2 separate regions of the Homo sapiens genome follow, and region 1 is linked to region 2. Evidence: read pairs that join two places in POLR2A ChIA-PET (ENCODE). Cell type or tissue: B cell. All regions are shown on one strand. Links, peaks and the distances in the headings refer to the core of each region. The heading gives the core; the rest is flanking DNA.

The links. ChIA-PET counts read pairs that join two places held together with the same protein. Peaks named below come from ENCODE experiments on the same cell type or tissue, not always from the same donor. Only the 100,000 strongest peaks of a DNase experiment are listed, where the experiment ranks them.
Region 1: POLR2A ChIA-PET joins it to region 2 with 5 read pairs; 1 of 35 experiments calls an interaction of 5 or more read pairs at or near these places.

What each region holds. Positions count from the first base shown.
Region 1 is chr16:639,374-644,727 of GRCh38, forward strand. MCRIP2 (MAPK regulated corepressor interacting protein 2) reads left to right here and starts at 2,455. Exons shown (of 5, transcript NM_138418.4): 1 at 2,455-2,670; 2 at 2,747-2,876. The coding sequence starts at 2,619. RefSeq lists enhancers at 1,467-2,378, 3,520-3,569 and silencers at 2,270-2,819, 2,850-3,129, 3,140-3,279. In B cell, for the core only: no CTCF peak of the experiment used is centred there; DNase peaks (open chromatin) are centred at 2,528, 2,728, 3,188 and 3,308; H3K4me3 peaks cover 1,768 bases; H3K27ac peaks cover 1,508 bases.
Region 2 is chr16:2,119,434-2,124,786 of GRCh38, forward strand. All of the region lies in intron 1 of PKD1 (polycystin 1, transient receptor potential channel interacting), which reads right to left. Among named protein-coding and RNA genes, the nearest start is that of MIR4516, 11 kb to the right of the region's middle. RefSeq lists an enhancer at 4,439-5,280. In B cell, for the core only: no CTCF peak of the experiment used is centred there; a DNase peak (open chromatin) is centred at 2,118.

The DNA.
Region 1 (5,354 bases), core at 103-5,102, 1.5 Mb before region 2:
TTTTTCTTTTTTCTTTTTTTTGAGACGGAGTCTTGCTCTGTTGCCCAGGCTGGAGTGCAGTGGCACGATCTTGGGCTCACTATTTTTAGTAGAGACGGGGTTTCCCCGTGTTAGCCAGGATGGTCTCGATTTCCTGACCTCGTGATCCGCCCGCCTCGGCCTCCCAAAGTGCTGGGATTACAGGCGTGAGCCACCGTGCCCGGCCAAGTGATTAACTTCTTTTAATCTATAATTAAGGCCTGAGTCCTGAAGACCTTCCCCTGGAGCCTCAGTAAACTGACTTAATCTTGTTTCCTGCTAAATCATGAAGGTTTGGGGAGTTCCTTCGGGCTCCCAATAAACTTGTCTGTGGAGGCCTGGAGAGTTTCTTCAGACCTCCAATAAACTTGTTTAATCCTAAACGGGTCCTATTAAGAATTCCTTCGTTATCTTGTCGCGCTTCAAGGCCCAGGAGAGGCCTGGGCACAGCTCTTGGTGGGCTTTTGTTACATTCCAGCCTTTGAAGAAGGGCACTGGCTTTTCTTCTTTAGAGTCCTGCTCTGTCGCCCAGGCTGGAGTGCAGTGATGTGATCTCAGCTCACTGCAACCTCCACCTCCTGGGTTCAAGTGATTCTCCTGTCTCAGCCTCCCGAGTAGCTGGGACTACAGGTGTGTGCCACCACACCCGGCATTTTTTTTTTTTTTTTTTTGAGACGGAGTCTCACTCTTTTGCCCAGGCTGGAGTGTAGTGGCACGATCTTGGCTCACTGCAACCTCTGTCTCCCAGGTTCAAGTGATTCTCCTGCCTCAGCCTCTGGAGTAGCTGGGATTATAGGCACCTGCCACCATGCCTGGCTAATTTTTTTTTTTTTTTTTTTTTTGTATTTTTAGTAGAGATGGGGTTTCACTAAATTGGCTGGGCTGGTCTCGAACTCCTGACCTTAGGTCATCCACCTGCCTGGGCCTCCCAAAGTGCTGGGATTACAGGTGTAAACCACCGATCCTGGACAGCTTTTTAAGCTTTTAATATTGAACTAACCACTCTGCACTGAAATAATTGTTATGGAGGCCTGCGTTAGTGAGACCTGGCCTGCCACACTCTCACATCTGTGGGGCGGGTACAGGAGCCCCAGGGGCCGAAGAGGCACACGTCGGGCCTCTGGGTGCACCTCAGCCTGGGGGCCAGGACGTGGGGCAGAGTGCAGCCAGGGTTCTGACTCCTGGGGTGGAAGGGAGACTCCCAGGGCATCATGTCTCTACCCAAGTCCAGGGGGATGAGCCGCTTTTTCTCTTCTTAGACCCAGTCCCAAGACCCAAGCCAAGGGTGACCCTTCACACTGGCCCAGGCCTCTGCAGGCACCTTGGCTGAGGCTCCCCAAGTATGAATGGTAAATCCTTGCCTCCAGCCTCGGCACAGAGGAGCCCAGCACAGACGCCCCCAGCACAGAGTCCCCCAGCACACAGCCCCCAACACAGAGCTCCCCTGCACACAGCCCCCCTGCACAGACACCCCCAGCACAGAGTCCCCCAGTACAGAGCCCCCAGCGCAGATACCCCCCATAGCACAGAGCCCCCAGAACAGAGACCCACAGCACAGAGTAGCCCCCCAGCACAGGGCCCCCCGGCACAGGGATCCCCAAGCACAGGGACCCCCCCAGCACAGGGATCCCCCCAGCACAGGGCCCCTCAGCACAGGGCCCCCCAGCACAGGGACCCCCCCAGCCCAGGGATCCCCCCAGCACAGGGCCCCCCAGCACAGGGCCCCCAGCACAGGGATCCCCCCAGCACAGGGCCCGCAGCACAGGGATCCAGCACAGGGACTCCTCCCCAGTACAGGGATCCCCCCAAGCACAGAGACCTCCAGCACAGGGATCCCCCCAGCACAGGGCCCCCCAATACAGGGATCCCCCCAGCACAGGGATGCCCCCAGCACAGGGCCCGCAGCACAGAGCCCCCCAGCACAGGCACAGGGACCCCCCCCCAGTACAGGGATCCCCCCAGCAGAGAGACCTCCAGCACAGGGATGCCCCCAGCACAGGGCCCCCCAGCACAGGGATCCCCCCAGCACAGGGATGCCCCCGGCACAGGGCCCGCAGCACAGAGCCCCCCAGCACAGGCACAGGGACCCCCCCACAGTACAGGGATCCCGCCAGCACAGAGACCTCCAGCACAGGGATGCCCCCAGCACAGGGACCCCCAGCACAGGTTCTCCTCCAGCGCTTGTCAAAGGTGGGCCCTGGGGCTCCGAGGACCCTGCTCGCACATCGCCGCTGACCCCGCAGGGCCCCTGGGTCCTCGCCGCCAGCAGTCTGAGTGCGGTGCCCCGACACTGACATGGCCTCCAGGCAGCAACGGCCTTCCCGGGCAGCAGGGCGCCTCGTCCGCCTTGGCCTCGGGCCTCCGGGGGCTGGGGCGGGGTTGCTGGCGGCTCCGCCCCCGCCTGCCAGTTTCCCAAAGGGCGCAAGCGCCGCCTCCGCCGCGTGTCCGGGGTCAGCCCGAGCCCGTGCGGGCCCTTTAAGGGCCGGGGGCGTGTAGCGGGCCCGCCCCCTCCCCGCGGCGCCCGCAGTCCGTTAAGTGCGAGCCCCGGCGCAGGGGCCGGATCTGGCCGGGGGCCGGCGGCGGTGTGGGAGCGGCGCGTCATGTACACCATCACCAAGGGGCCCAGCAAGCTGGTCGCGCAGCGCCGCACAGGTGCGCACGGGCCGGGGAACGGGAACGGGGACGGGGCGGGGCGCGGCGGCGGCTGACCGCCCCCCGGTGCCCGCAGGTCCCACGCAGCAGCAGGTGGAGGGCCGGCTCGGCGAGCTCCTGAAATGCCGGCAGCCCGCGCCGCCGACCTCGCAGCCCCCGCGGGCGCAGCCCTTTGCGCAGCCGCCGGGACCCTGGCCCCTGTCGAGGTGAGACGCGCGCGGCCCCGGCCCGGCCCGGCCCGGCTTCCCCTCCCCCGCCGGCCGCCCTAGAGCGGAGGGTGACCTTGGGGAAATGTTAGTGAGGTCCGGCCACGTGCTGCAGGCGGGGCGGGCGCTCCGGGCGCGGGGGGTGCGCGGGTCCTGCCCACTACGCGCCCGCGGGCCTGCGCCTCGCACTTCCGCCTCACCTGGCCGGGCCCGGGCCCCCAGCGGGGAGAAAGCCGGCCAGTTCCTGGGTCGCAGGGGCCTCCAGCGTCCGAGGTCGGTGCTTCGGGCGACCTTGGGTTGCTGCTGGAACCCTGACGTGCAGCAGGCCCAGGCCACGGTTCGCGGAGAGCGTCGGGCGCTGGTCCTCAAGATCTCCCGGCTCTGCCCTTGCAGAGCTCAGTGGGGGAGACGTGCGTGCGCTTCCCTCGGGCAGGGCCGCTGCCCTCCTCCGCCCTTCACCCCAGACACCCTGGGGCAGTGGGGCCTCCCCCCATCCGGTTGCTTCTGCTTTTCCTAACCCAGTTAGGAAACTCCGAGACCACAGGAGCCTCAGTCCGGCCACTGTGGCCTCCCCGTGACCATGACCCAGAGGTTGGACAGCCCCGCAGGGCTGGACGTTTGACTTTGGCTCAGTTCCTCCACCGTTCCCTTCATTTATCCTGTGCCTCTCCCAGGCCTGTGGATTTTGCTGTGGCCCCAAGCCGGCCCGAAGGCTCCTGGAGGTGGTAGGGTCATGGCCTGAGGCGGTGCTGGGGAGGAGAGCTCGGGCCAGGAGTTCAGGGCAGCTACAGGTGGGGGGGTGCCGAGCCACCCTCAGCCTGCCCCCTGCCTACCTCTCAGAAAGGTGTGGAGGTTCCAGCGGGGCGGGGGCTCTCTGGGGCTCCATCCTAGTGAGGTAAGTGCCCTCTACCAGAGGCGCCTTCTGGCGGGAGGTGAGTGGGCCCCTAGGTGCTTCCAGCATCCCAGCTCTGCTGGGACGCTCCGCGGACATCACCCTTGGTCCTCGTGGCCGCTCTACTTCCCAGGGGAGGAAACCGAGGCACACCTGTAGCCACCACCTGGTCCCCAGGCAGGGAGCATGAGGCTGGAGTGGCCCAGGGTGACGCCGTCTCTCTTAACCTGGGGAAACCACCTTTCTTCTCTCTCCAAGACCCCACTGCTAGGGAGGGCAGGGGTAAGGCTGTGGCACAGTTAGGAGGAGTTAGGGAAGAAGATGGAAATGCTTCCCAGAGTTCTCCATGGGACCCCAAGGGTCCCAGTGGGCAACACCAGGCCCACTGGCTGTTGTCTCTTTTTTTTTTTTTTTTTTTTTGGAGACAGAGTCTCCATCTGTCGCCCAGGCTGGAGTGCAGTGGCGCAATCTCAGCTCACTGCAACCTCTGCCTCCCGGGTTCAAGCGATTCTCCTGCCTCAGTCTCTTCAGTAGCTGGGACTACAGGTGCGTGCCACCATGCCCGGCTAATTTTATATTTTTGTATTTCACCATGTTGGCCAGGATGGGCTCGATCTCCTGACCTCATGATCCACCCGCCTCAGCCCCCCAAAGTGCTGGGATTACAAGTGTGAGCTACCGCGCCCGGCCTGTTTTCTTAAAGTCCCCATGTGAGGTCCTCTGTCAGCCAGTGGGACCTGTGGGAGTTGAGTGGGCTTCACCCCGTGTGCAGTGGGGCTAGAGGAGCCCTGGGCAGGGCAGGATGTGTGCTGCCCTCTCCTCCCTGGGGTCACCCACCTTCCCACCCCCAGGCCCCAGCGCTGGGAGCTTCTGGCAGCAGTGGGATCTCTGCATGAAGCCCCCATCCTGCTCCTGCACCTTCTTGGGGCAACCACCTTCCCTCTGTTTCTTTTTTTTTGAAATGGAGTTTTGCTCTGTTGCCCAGGCTGGAGTGCAATGGCAGGATCTCCGCTCACCGCAACCTCTGCCTCCTGGGTTCAAGCGATCCTCCTGCCTCAGCCTCCCGAATAGCTGGGATTACAGGCGTGCACTGCCACACCCAGCTAATCTTGTATTTTTAGTAGAGTCAGGGTTTCTCCATGTTGGTCAGGCTGGTCTCAAACTCCCTACCTCCGGTGATGCGCCCACCTCGGCCTCCCAGAGTGCTGGGATTACAGGCGTGAACCACCGTGCTTGGCCAACCACCTTCCCTCTGAACCACCCCACCCCATGCTGCCACCCACCTCGCTGTTTTTTACTTCATTTAATTTTTTTCTTTTTGAGACAAGGTCTTGCTCTGTCACCCAGGCCGGGGTGCAGTGGTGCAATCATGGCTCACTGCAGCCTCAACCTCCCAGGTTCAAGTGATCCTCCCACCTCTCGACTTCCTGAGTAGCTGGGATGACAGGCGAGCACCACACCTGGCTCATTTTTAACTTTTATGTAGACAGGTCTCACTATGTGGCCCAGGGTAGTATTCAATTCCTGGGCTCGAGCAATTCTCCCGCCTTGGCCTGTGGAAGCGTTGGGGTTATAGGTGTGGGCCA
Region 2 (5,353 bases), core at 1-5,000:
TCCCTGGGCCCATCCCACACATTGCCAGCATCCCCAAGCTATGGCCTCCCACCCTTGAGCTCCCCACTCCCAGAGGTCAGGAGGGGACTTTCTGATGGAAGACCCAAATGAACACTCATCTGGGGAAACCAAGCCAGGAGAGGCCTGGGGGCCTCAGCCCTCTGCACCCATCTCAGCCCTATGCCGAGTGCCACATGGACCTGTCCACCCAGGGCCAGGAAGGGCACGGACCCCCAACCCATCCCACGCAGGGCCAAGGCCCCCCATCCCCTGTCCACAGTCCCCCACAGAGCCAAGGTCTCCCAACCCTGTCCACAGCCCCCACACAGACTCGAGGGGCCCCCATCTCCTGTTCTGAACCCAACAGGGTGGTCCCACTGTGGGACCACAACCAGGTATGACTGTGTGAGAAGCAGGCTCACTACCAGGCTACCAGGGAGCACAGGGGAGCAGGCGCCACCTCGAGGCATAAACCCAGAGAAACAAGACCTCCAAGACGGCCAGGCACTGGGGCACACGCCGGTAACACAGCACCGTGGGAGCTGAGACGGAAGGATCGCCTGGGCCCAGGATTTTGAAACCACCCTGGGCAACACAGTGAGACCCCGTATCTACAAAAAATACACATTAGCCAGGCATGGCGGCATGCGCCTGGGGTCCCAAGTACTCGGGAGGTAGAGGAGAGAAAAATCACTTGAGCCCAGAGAGGTCAAGGCTACAGGGAGCTGAGATCGCATCACTGTACTCCAGCCTGGGTGAAACGGCGAGACTCTACCTCAAAAATAAATAAATACATACATAATTAATAAATAAAACATCAAAGACCAGCCGACCTAACTCCATCTAAAATACACAACTTCTACGCAAAATATAAATAAAATTAGAAAACAAACTACAATCTCAGAAAAGCACTAGCAACTTACACGACATACTAAAGGCCAAAAATACCCTCCTGACACACAGCTAATAAAGAAAACGTCAACTATTCCAGTTAAAAAGAAGAAAAGGAAACTGGGTGTGGTGGCTTATGCCTGTAAACCCAGTGCTTTGGGAAGGCCAGGAGTTTGAGACCAGGATGGACAGCATAGCAAGACCCCATCTCTACAAGGAAAAAAAGAATCAGCCAGGCATGGTAGTGTGTAACTGTAGTTCCAGCTACTCGGGGGGCTGAGGAGGAAGGATCGCTTGAGCCAGGGAAGTCGAGGCTGCAGTGAGCTATGATTGTGCCACTGCAGTCCAGCCTGGGCGACAGAGCAAGACCCGGTCTCGAAAGAAAACAAAGAGAAAGCAAGGAAAGAAAGATGGCCGGGCACGGTGGCTCACTCCTGTAATGCCAGAACTTTGGGAGGCCAAGGTGGGTGGATCATGAGATCAAGAGATCGAGACCATCCTGGCCAACAGGGTGAAACCCTGTCTCTACTAAAAATGCAAAAATTAGCCGGGCATGGCGGCGGGAGCCTGTAGTGCCAGCCACTCAGGAGGCTGAGGCAGGAGAATCACGTGAACCCGGGAGGCGAAGGTTGCAGTGAGCCAAGATCACGCCACTGCAATCCAGCCTGGTGACAGAGCGAGACTCCATCTCAAAAGAAAAAAAAAAGAAAAGAAAAGAAAGAAAGGGAGGAGAGAGAGAAGAAAAGGAGAAGGGGAAAGAGCCGGGTGCAATGGCTCCTGCCTGTAATCCCAGCACTTTGGGAGGCTGAGGCGGGCGCATCACCTGAGGTCAGGAGTTCAAGACCAGACCGACCAACACGGAGACACCCTGTCTCTACCAAAACTACAGAATTAGTCGGGCGTGGTGGCAAGCACCTGTAATTCCAGCTACTCAGGAGGCTTAGGCAGGAGAATCACTTGAACCCGCGAGGCAGAGGTTGCAGTGAGCTGAGATCGCACCCCTGCACTCCAGCACCCCATCCTGCAAGAGTGAAGCTCCATCTCAAAAAATAAAAATAAAAAAAAAAAGGATGGAGGGTGAGAGGGAGGGAGGAAAGAAAGAGAAAACTCCAAAAACAAAAAAAGAAAAACCAGGCAATTAGAAGAAGCACAATTGGTCACAGCCGTAGGAAAAACATCCCATGTCAGTAGTCAGTGAAGAAAAAGCAACAGAAACCACAGGGCGGCAGCATGTCTCTCTTTTCAGAGCTGCCCGAGTTACAAACCAGGTCCTGGAGCTGGTGATGCGGAGGTGAGTAGACAGAGAGCTGGGGCAAACCGAGAACTCCACCTCCCCTCGGCCTCAAGCACCTCGGGGGTCACTCTGCCGCCCACCCTGGGCACCCCTCCTGGTCCCACGCACTCCCAGTAGTGCTCCTGGCACAGGACTATGGCTCCGCAGGTCTGCACACCACCCCCCTGCTCCCCAGGACCCCGAGGCCTCACCTCCTGCCACGGGCCTCTACTTCCCCAGGTGTCACCCTCCCCACGAGTGACCCAGCAGGTGCCTCCGCCTAGACTTGCTCTTCCCAGCAATGACCACCCGGCAGCCAGCCCCAAGCCGGGGCGGCCTCCATCCCTGAACACCCGCCCAGCCCCTGCCAGCCTCCAGCCCTGCTCCTCCCACCGGAGCTCCGCTCCCACAGGAGCCTACCCGGCGCAGGAGAGACGCACACACAGGCTGCCCGGTGGGGCCCGGGGCCAGGGCAAGAGCTTGAGAAGGGAACCAACAAAGAAGGGGACCAGAGGCCACCCCAGCTGAGGGGACAGAGCAGCCGAGGCCTTCTCCGTGCCAGGAAGCAGCACCAGCCACGGACGGTGGAGCCAGGCCCTCACCTGGGCTGGGTGCCCAGACAGATGAGACGCTGGGCACTGGCTCCCGGAGCTTCTCGTTCCATCTGCGGATGGAGGGCACGGTTGGGGGTGCAGTTCCCTTCCCCCAGGGGCTGTGGGACACTCAGAGAGCCTATGCCTGTGCCCTGGGCTCCGGGAGGGGAGAGGATCTGGGGGCCAGGCACACAGGGAACGGCCCCTCCGGCAGGGCCACCACTTCCCCCCTAACTGAACCCTGCTTCTCTGCCGTCCCCTCCTCTACACCAAGGTAGGGACACGGGCTGAGGTGCTCCCCACTGCCCATAAGGATGGGTGGGCCCACAGCCGCGCTGCTAGGCATCCACACCATCCCCGCCGTGGGGTGGGACAGGGTGGTGGCTGGGAGACCAGCAAGAGGCCATTCTCGAGACAGGGTGAGGCAGCTGGACTCACACCCACTGCCCAAGCACCATGCCCGAGGGGGAACACTGTGCCGTGAGGAACTGCAGTTAGACCTGAGGAGGGACTTTCCAGCGGCTGCGGCGGCAGCAGAACCAATGCTTTAGGGAGAAATGAGGCACCGGGACCCGAGGCGCAGGAGCCCTAAGGGGCGAGAGGTGCTGCAGAGGCCACGGTGAACACAGGCAGGCCCCCTGGAAGGGACACAGCTGTGAAACTGCCCCAGGGAGGGGCACAGGCTCTCGCACCTGCCCCCAGGCATGGGGAGCAGCTCCCACCCAGGCCACGGGAGAAAGGAAAGAAGGAAAAGCCTGAAGATGTTTGGCCACACCTCATTTTCTGGAAAATCCATCAAGAGTGGCTGCTGCTGGGAGCTGACAAGCCAGGGCAGGGGTGGGGGCAGGTCAGCCGAGGACCCCAGAGCCCCCCGGCTCCCCGCCCATCCCACTGTGAACCAGGCCTGGGGGTGCCATGGACACTTCTTCCACGCCAGCAGGCAGCCCTGCCTGTCACCGGTTCTGGCCATGCACTCCCTGCGTGCCAGGCTCCAGGCTGGCTCCTTCTCCCGGCCCTCACCCCAGCCCAAGGCCCAGAAATGCAGCAAGGTCTTGGGGACCCCGCTCGGCCGAGCTCCCAGGGCCCAGGGCAGTGGAATGAAGCTGGGGCCCAGACAGGAGCCAGGTGCAGTCCCCCAGCCCCCAGGGTGTGGAAGCGTCTGCCCTGGGTAGGACTCAGGTGCCCCCTGGGTGTGGAAGCATCTGCCCTGGGCAGGACTCAGGTGTGGGCTTCAGGGACAGGGAACAGCACAGGGGTCCCCGTGGAGTCCTCACCTCGCTTGCTCCCGTACTTTTTCACGTCTCCATCTGCTTTTGCCATCGCCGTTCTGGGGGAACGCCAAGGCCTAGCCAGGCAGCCTCGCGCCAGCCCCCCCACCCCGCCCCTCGGGCTTCCTCTGCACCCGCCAGGTGACATCATCGCCGCTGTCTGATGCCCTGCCCCCACGTTCTGGTTCCCTGCAAGGATGGGGGACACAGCAGGGCCCAGGCATCTGGCAGCAGGACCACCGAGCGGCCCTAAGCCCAGGCAAGAGCACAGAGCAGAGTGCAGGGTCCTCTGGGGTCCCAGGCCCTTGCTGCCCCACGCACTCCTCACCCCAGTTCCTGCTATGAGCTGGAAGGGTGGGAGCCAGGTGCACAGGGACAGCCTGATGGGTGCCCGAGGGCCAGGATGTGCTCCCAGGGAAGCTGAAGCCAAGCTTGTCGGGAGGAGTACACCCCCATGGGGGGCAGGACGGTGCCCCAGCCCCGGGACACAAGGGGTCCCCAGCGCCGAGCGTCCGATCTGGAAGGCGGGAGGAGTTAGGACCATCCTAGCGTGGGACCCAGCGGGCTCCTTAGCGGCTGCTGGGGCACCACTGGGTGGAGAAGGAAGTCCCAGGTGTGTGGCCACAGTACGGGTCTTCACCCCTTCCCAGCACCCTTGCCAATCCTGGAGCAGGAGCAGCAACAGCAGAGGGTGTGGCCAGGCCTGGAGGCTGCCCCTCCACACCCGTCACAGGTGGGGCCACGTCCCAGGGCTGTGGGCAGCAGGGCCAGCCTGCCGGCCCGAGGTAGCTGACACGTGTCTCATGCTGCAGCGGGTCTGCCCGCCACCCGGGCGTGTGAACCCCAGGTCGGGCCCCCTCGCCCTGGAGCCTCGGCCCCTCAGGGGTGTTCCCAGCCAGGCGCTGGCTCTCCTGCCCTCCCCCTGGGCTCTGCCCACAGTTGGCGCGAGGGTGGGTGAAGCCTGAGGCTGGCAGGGCCGGGAAGTCTTGGGGCTGGGCCTTCTGCCCCACAGGCGCTCCTGGGCCGGGGGAGCCGGGGTCGGGGAATGCAACAGTGGGACTGAGGAGAACTTCCCTGGGTGTGGGGCAGCTCCCGGGGCCCTCCCAATCCACAGCAGAGGGAATGGCCCCAGACAAACCAGACCTGCCTCAGAGTCTCACACTCAGAGCTGAGTGCCCCAGGCGCCCACTCCCCAGACCAGATGCTGAGTGGGGTCTGGGGGCCGGACGGAGCCCCCAAAGAAACATCTGCACATTCCAGACACGTGTGGTCAGCAGCGGGTGTGCGCCAGGCCCGGCACCCCCGCCCGCGCTGGCCGCCTCACTGGA